2 separate regions of the Homo sapiens genome follow, and region 1 is linked to region 2. Evidence: read pairs that join two places in POLR2A ChIA-PET (ENCODE). Cell type or tissue: Panc1. All regions are shown on one strand.

Region 1 (4,000 bases), 200 kb after region 2:
GCACTGCTTGAGGCCAGCTCACCTGATCGATAGAGCAGCAGCCCACCTGAGTTGCCTCAAGGAAAGGGGTTAGTGCAAGGACAAATGGAATTTTAGGAAACAAGACCCAGGTCCAGGCAGCACTAGGGTCCTGTCATGCCCTCCCGGCATCTCTCTCTCTCTCGTGTCGGGCACACTGGGGGCTGTCCCAGTCCCACTCAGCTTTCTCGCCTACAGCCGCCTTTCCGACCCTTCCCTTTTCTCCTCCCTCGTGAATTCTACTACAGGGCCAACTCTATATCATGGGGTCTGTGCAATTCTGTCCCCTCCTTAGTTCCTGAGAGAGGTTTCGGATTGGCATGGCTCACCCGTCGAGCCAAGCCACAGGTTGCCCACCTCAGCTCAGGTAGCTGTGCTGGCGTGGGGACAGTGGTGGTTCTAGAAGCAGAAGCTGTGGGCAGAGCAGCTCCCCATGCCAGCAGGGGCTCCAGCCACGTGCACTTACTCCCAGGTCCTCAGATCGCTGGCATGCGCAGGGTTTCATGGCACCCCTTCCAGGGAGTTAGCGTGACACCCTCGCTCCCCACTAGGTTGCAAGACCTCTGAGGGCAGGGATTGTGTCTGGCTGATTCACAGCCCTAGCCTATCACAAGGACTCAGCGAGTGGCTGTTACCCACTGGCCACCACATCCTGCCGCCTTTGCCTTATAAGAACCGGAGCAAAATCCCAACCTCAGTTCAGACTGGGCCTGCAGGGCTGTGCCCTGAGCTTGCCTGGATCCGTGCCTAGTTTTGCCCCAGTGAGCAGGCCCCCGCCTCCACGGCCTTGGCACTGGTACAGGGAGTGACTGATTTCTGACTGCTGCATCTCCAGTGATGTCTGTCCTCCATGCCACAGTCCATGGGACTGAGAGGTCAGCCTGAACTCCACTCCTGGTATCCAGGGGAAGGGCGGTTGGGCTCCCCTAGACTGCCATGCATGCTTGGAGGAAGCTTTGGTCTTCAGGAGCCTGGGAGGGCTGGAAGGTTGCTCCCTCCAGAGCAGCTGGTCAGGGAAGGTGGAAAGGGAGCTGAAAGTCACCAGTTGGAGTAATGCAGGCCCCACCCCTGCCCCAAGGCAGAGCCAGGACCGGCTCATCTGGAACTGCCTGGTATCTGTTAACCCTGCCCCGTCTGTCCCCTGTCAAAGCCCGCCCTTGCTAGCATGGGGAGAGGCCCTCTGCTGTCCTAGACTGGGACTTCCTGCTTCAGCCCCACCACCTGCCTTCCTGGGGTACCTGCTGTACCTCTCCGACAAGAAGCCTAAGGGAAGCAAGCCCCTCTTCCCATTCTGTGAATGAGGAAGACTGAGGCTCTGGGAGTTGAAGTACCTGCTCGGGGTTACTCATTGGCCAGTGGCCAGCACTGACACCCTGCTCCTTCTGACTCCAACACGTGCTGCCACCCAGAGCCATGGTTTACCATAGATTGCGGGCAACATTTTCTGTGCTGCTCATCCACATGTGTTCTCAGAAAGGTGGCTGCAGTCAGTTCATGGGAAAGCATTTGAAAGACGGAAAAAGCTCAGAGGTCCTCACAGCTTAGGGGCTTGGTCTTGGACCACAATAATGGAGTTGAAGATTCTAGAAACTTTGAGCCCTGAGGATAACCTGGAGTTCTAAAGTTCCAGTTCCTCAGCTGCTGGGGTGAACTGTGTCTTGGTCACATGCCTGGAGAGAAGCAAAGGCCCTGTCCCCGAAAGCACCCTGGCCCTTCCCAGGTGCTCCCTGCCACGCTGAGCAGTGCCCTCCTCCTCTGTGCCCCTGGCAGTTGCTGCTGGATGCTGGTGCCCATGTCGAGGGCTCGGCAGTGAACGGCGGCGAGGACAGCTATGCGGAGACGCCCCTGCAGCTGGCCTCTGCGGCAGGTAGGCACCTGCTACCCGGAGGCTCTGTCTACCCTTCCCTGCAGTGCCCCCCAGCCTGGCCAGGCATGTAGCTGGACGTGCAGGGGTCTCTTTAGCACACACGGACCCCATGCAGGGGCCTTAAAACCCCTTCTCTGGACCACTGGGGGCTTCCCCTGGCCCCACCCATCAGTTTCTGTTGGGCTCAGCATCTGGCAGGACCCAGCAGGGCAGGGAGGCCCTTCCCTCTGGAGACCCAGGGAGGGGGAGCAGGGGCAGGGCACGGCCAGCCTTCTTCCTCTCCCTTCACTTCGTCCACCAAATGCAGATGAGTGTGGGGTTTACTGACTTATTCCAGCACTCAGAGCTGCGAGAATCCTGCTCTCCCTTCCCTTTCGCCTCAGCTGCCCTGGCGGCTACTGTCTCAGTGTCCTCCGTGCTGCCCACCTTCTCTTTCAGGGAACTATGAGCTGGTCAGTTTGTTGCTGAGCCGAGGCGCCGACCCCCTCCTCAGCATGCTGGAGGCCCACGGCATGGGCTCCTCCCTCCACGAGGACATGAACTGCTTCAGCCACTCAGCTGCCCACGGCCACAGGTACCTGCCCGGGATTCCCACCCTGTGTGACATGAGGGCACTGAACTAAGCTCACAGGAGCCTCAGTTTCCCCGATGGGAGCAAAAGAGCTAGGCCCGGAGACCTTTCCCAAAACAGGGGGCCTGTGTGCTAGTAAACCAGAAACATGGGGGAGTTTAGCCTGCACAGGGCCCAGAGATGGGGGAGGCCCCACAGCTGATTCCTGGCAGACCTGGGACTGGAGCCTGGGCCTCCCGACGCCCAGGGCAGACCGTCCCATTTCCCAGTGAGATGCCACTCTGCAGCTGCCAGAGCCCACTCAGGACCACATTGCTTCCCATGCCTGCTGGTGGTCCTCCAGTGCCCAAGTGGCCTTGGACGTCCAAATAGCATACGGCTCAGCTGTGCAGAGGCTTCTGGTGCAAAATTGCACCCTGCCCCAGGTGCAGATGGTAGAGCTTGCTTTGTGGGGACCAGGCCTGCCCAGGGGTGTGGCGGGACAGCAGCAGGCTGAAGTCAGGGACAGCACGGAGGGGCAAAGGGAGACCAGACAAGGGCTTATTACAGGGCAGAAACGGGGCTGGAAAAGCGGGGCTGGATAAGCAGGGCTGGCAGGCAGGACACTTACTTCCAGTTCCCCGACACCATTCTTGCCACCAGCCTCATGTTCTGGCTGGGGTCCCCTCCCCTAGAATGCTTTTCTCTCCAGCTGTCTCCAGCCCACCCCCACATTCACCCACCCCAGCCACCCTCACCCTCCAGGCGCCATCTTTCACATCACCACCTCTAGGCCGCTCCACCCCACCCAGTGCCTGCATCCCCCATGGAGGCCTCTTCACCCTGCGTGGAGACTGCCTGCCTGCTCATCTGCCTGTCACTCTGAGCACAGGACCCTTGGGACAGTCACCGTGGCTAGTTCACCTTCACATGCCAGCGCCTGGCCCAAACAAGGTGCTCTGTAAACTGCCTGAACTAGCAAGTCCACACGTGAGGAGGAGCCCTTGGGAGGGACCTTGGGTCCTTGGAAGGGCACCTCCAGGCCATGGGCTTGGCAGGTAGGAGGAGGATCTGCGGGGTAGCCGTGGAGCAGGTCAGCCCCCAGGAACCTTGCAGCACCACCCATGCTGCATCCATCCCAGAGCCCCAGGCCACAGGAGGTGACAGAATGAGCCTGGGTCTTGGAGCCAGAAGTCCTGGGTCTGTACCCCCACCTGGAGTGGCCTTGAGCAAGATGGATCCATCGCCTATGACGGTGATGTGTCTGGGCTCTCACGAGGCTAAAAGCAGCAGCACGGGGGAGCGTCCTCTGTGGGGTCTAACATTCTGTGTCTTCATTCATAAATATGAATACATTCTACATGACATCCGTCTTCAGTTCATCCTTATCAACATGAAGGGACCAAATGAGTACTTACTGGGCTCTTCCTGTGTTTTAGACACTTTCACGTGCATAGTCAGCTGCTATTTAGAAAGACCTGCTGTGTTTCAGGCTCTGCATTTAAACCCTTTACATCAGCCTCACATAAGCCCCAGGAAAGTGTGATATAGTGACACCCTGTAAT
Region 2 (4,000 bases):
TCTGCACTTACCCCAATTTTTTTTTTTTTTTTTTTTTTGAGCCGGATTCTCCTGCTGTTGCCCAGTCTGGAGTGCAGTGGCGCGATCTCGGCTCACTGCAAGCTCCGCCTCCCGGGTTCACGCCATTCTCCTGCTTCAGCCTCCCGAGTAGCTGGGACTACAGGCCCCCACCACCACGCCTGGCTAATTTTTTGTATTTTTAGTAGAGACGGAGTTTCACAGTGTTAGCACTTACCCCGATTTTCTCCTGTGAAGCAATGTCCTAGGTTTGGAACTACCTTTGGGATCGCATTGTGTCCAAAAGAACCAAATTCCAGCTTTGGGCAATGGTCAGATACTGAAACTGACCAGTCCTAATATCTATCTGGATTTGGTCCAAGGTCCTGCCCTATCACAACTACTTGAGCGAACACATAAGATGTGTCATTGTCTTCATAAGACACAGAAGATAGTCATTGTCTTCTCTTCTTCAAGTTAAATAAAAAGTCCCAGTTACTTTAAAATAGCCTGTGGTATTTGAAAAAAAAAAAAAAAAAACTCTCTGCACAGTTAAGCCCAGGACCAGGATAGCATGGGTTACAAGAAATACAAACAGAGCCTTAAATATTGTAGGTCATGAGTATAGTAGAGGGAGAAACAGAATGCAAAATTTCCCAAAGTTAACCACAAAATTCAATTCTTTTTTTTCTTTTCTTTTTTCTTTTTTTTTTTTTTTGTAGGCCATCTCATGAGACTAGCCATCCTGCGGAACATACCTTGGGGAAGTATTTTTTTCTTCTTCTTTATAACCATTTTGGGGCTTTGTTTTGAATTGTCTGTGTTTTTCTTTAGTCGTGAGATTCAGAACAAATACCTGTGTCAGGAATGGGCTAATCTAGGTTGCACAGGATGGAGGAGACTTTACAGTTTCCACACCATTGGTTTCTTTTTCAACAACTGAGTGTTCTGTTTGATCAACTTCAAAGCAGCTCTGCTAACCATAACACTCCTGTTTACCACGTTTCTCAGCTTTCCTTGCATTCCACAGTATTTCCTTCCTTATGTTTGACCCATTTCTCCCCCAGATGTACCAACCCGCATAGTGAGTCAAAGAACTGACAATGGCTTTTGGTCAGTGGTTTTCCAGTAGCTCTGCAAAGTTTTGGGCTTCCACTGAGTTTCTCAGAAGCTGCCTGAAAATTCATGAATTGGCTCTAGACCCTTCCACCCACAACCCCAAATCAAGCTTTCTGCTTCTTTGTATTTCATATCAAGGCCTGTGTAAGACTGGAAAAAGGGATTTCTCAACTCGGCAATTTGAAAACGACTCATTTAAGTTATCACCTGTTCTCAGGCATATTATGTTAAGTGTCCAAAGAACAACCCAGATGGTTTTCATAATACCGCGATGTAGCAAGCAATGCTTTTGAAATCATCTCTGTGCTCCCTGCTTAGTGACTCTCTAACCCTTGCAGGAGGAGCTATGGAAGCCCCACTTCATCCCAGATTCTGAGACAAGCCTGGCACCTGTCAGCAAATAGTTAAGGAGTTCCCAAACCAGTAAGTTAAGGAGTCCCAAACCAGTAAGTGCCTCAGAGATTCAGGACGTGATTACGCTGCCTGCTACTCCTGACCTGGCTCTGAAAACCTTGTGTCCAAACCCCCGCCTGGAAACCCACAGTCCCAATAACTGAGTCCCTGTCTTGACTCTCTGCACCATCCTTCAGTTCCTACAGGCTCAGCCTTTCCTTGCCCCCTCCCCCAAGGTTTTGGAAATTAGAGTCTTCTACCAGCCACTCTGGTAGGGGCCTGTTTGCTGAATGCTATTTACCACCCGTGTTCTTATCAGTTGCCAGGGCTAGGCACTGTTTGATGTCTGGTTCTGAGCCATTTCTGGTTTGATCTGCTCTCCACCCTGACCTTCCCACTCATCTAAGCAGCTTATTGTCTCTGCCAAGCCCAGACTTAGATTGTCTTTAAAAATCCAAATTTATGGCCAGGTGCAGTGGCTTACACCTGTAATCCCAGCCTTTTGGGAGGCCGAGGAGGGTGGATCACCTGAGGTCGGGAGTTTGAGACCAGCCTGACCAACATGGAGAAACCCTGTCTCTACTAAAAATACAAAATTAGCTGGGCATGGTGGCGCATGCCTGTAATCCTAGCTACTCGGGAGGCGGAGGCAGGAGAATCGCTTGAACCCGGGAGGCGGAGGTTGCAGTGAGCTGACATCATGCCATTGCACTCCAGCTTGGACAACAAGAGTGAAACTCCATCTCAAAAAAAAAAAAAAAAAAGAAAAAAAAAACAAATTTATATGTATCTATGTAAATAGAGGGGCCTCCTCTTCCCTGAGCCTTGAACAGACAGCAGACCCTGGACCTTGCATACATAGGAGCTGGTTCTATGTCCCCAGGACTTGTCTGCCTTTAGCTACCCTTAGGGACAAACCTACCTCCTCACCATGTACTCTCCCACCAATTCAACATGGACTGTGATGTCTTGACAATGGAAGGATGTCTTACTCCTTACACATGGGCTGAGTTCACATCCCATTTAAGACTTTGTATATGCCTTTTCCAAATGGTTTTCTTTGTCCAAGGCCCTAACATTTATCTCCTTTCCTAACATTGCGCTGTGGCGCTGTGACCTAACAATGGGCCACTGTGTTCTGCCATCATTTTGGAAAAACTTCTCTAACAACCATCATTCTTATTTCTCACCTCTTAGGATCATTGGCCTCATTGAGATCTTCACGAAGGCTATAGACCCGTGCTGTCCACTATGGTAGCACTAACTACTTATAGCTATTCAAGTTTAAAATTAAATTAAAGGCTGAGGCAGGAGGATCACTTGAGCTCAGGAGTTCGAGACCAGCCTGGGCAACATGGCAAAATCCTGTCACTATCAAAAATACAAGGAATTAGCTGGGCGTGGTGGCGTGCACCTGTGGTCCCAGCTACTCAGGAGGCTGAGGTGGGAGGACCACTTGAGTTAAGGAGGCAGAGGTTGCAGTAAGCCAAGATCATACCACTGCACTACAGCCTGAGTGACAGTGAGACCCCATCTCAAAAATAATTAATTAATTAAAATTTAAGACTCAGTTCTTCAGTCACAATAGCTAGATTTCAAGTTGCAGCCACAAGTGGTTAGTGGCTTCTGTATTTGATAGCACAGATATGGAACCTTTTTCTTTATCTCAGAAAGTTCTATCAGACAGTCCTGCCTAGAGGCATTGACCCTCTCTCCAGAATATGCAAATATGTACTCATATTAAAAATGTTGTAGGCAATTTTAGGTGATTCAAAGACACTCCCCACTTCCTAAGCCCACCTCCCCAAGGTGTTAGGAACCCCTTTCTGATGTGGGTGGGGGCTGGGCATAGTGGCTCATGCCTGTAATTCCCACACTTTGGGAGGCTGAGGCGGGCAGATCACTTAAGGTCAGAAGTTTGAGACCAGCCTGGCCAGTATGGTGAACCCGTCTCTACTAAAAACACAAAAATTAGCCAGAAGTGGTGGCACATGCCTGTAGTCCCCACTACTTGGTAGGCTGAGGCAGGAGAATCTCTTGAACCTGGGAGGTGGAGGTTTCAGTGAGCCGAGATAGCACCACTGCACTTCAGCCTGAATGACAGAGTGGGACTCTGTCTCAAAAATAATAATAATATGGATGGGGAGCACATGACTCTCCTAAAGTCTATGGAGGAGGCAGGTATCAGGAAAATCTCAGTTCAGATGTCAGTAATCCTTTTCCCTTAACACACAGTCTTAAGCACCTGCTGGTTCCTTGAGAGTTTAAAAAGAAACCTAGCTGTTCATTACATTGCCCCATTCATCCTGTTAGTTTCATTCATTCACTTATTCAATATTTATTGAGCTCCTACTTTACGCTCATACTGACCTAGGCAATGGGATACAAAAGTGAACTCAATGGAGAAGATCCCTTCCCTCATGGAGCTTATATTCTTGTAGGACAGAAAGACAACCAACAAACAAGCAGGTAATGCTCTCTGCTCTATAAA

The links. ChIA-PET counts read pairs that join two places held together with the same protein. Peaks named below come from ENCODE experiments on the same cell type or tissue, not always from the same donor. Only the 100,000 strongest peaks of a DNase experiment are listed, where the experiment ranks them.
Region 1: POLR2A ChIA-PET joins it to region 2 with 10 read pairs; 29 of 35 experiments call an interaction of 5 or more read pairs at or near these places.

Annotation. Positions count from the first base shown.
Region 1 is chr11:34,163,145-34,167,144 of GRCh38, reverse strand. It overlaps ABTB2 (ankyrin repeat and BTB domain containing 2), which reads left to right. Exons shown (of 17, transcript NM_145804.3): 8 at 1,789-1,885; 9 at 2,324-2,459. Among named protein-coding and RNA genes, the nearest start is that of NAT10, 60 kb to the right of the region's middle. In Panc1, no CTCF peak of the experiment used is centred here; no DNase peak of the experiment used is centred here.
Region 2 is chr11:34,361,328-34,365,327 of GRCh38, reverse strand. No RefSeq gene overlaps it. Among named protein-coding and RNA genes, the nearest start is that of ABTB2, 5.3 kb to the right of the region's middle. In Panc1, no CTCF peak of the experiment used is centred here; no DNase peak of the experiment used is centred here; H3K27ac peaks cover 1,788 bases.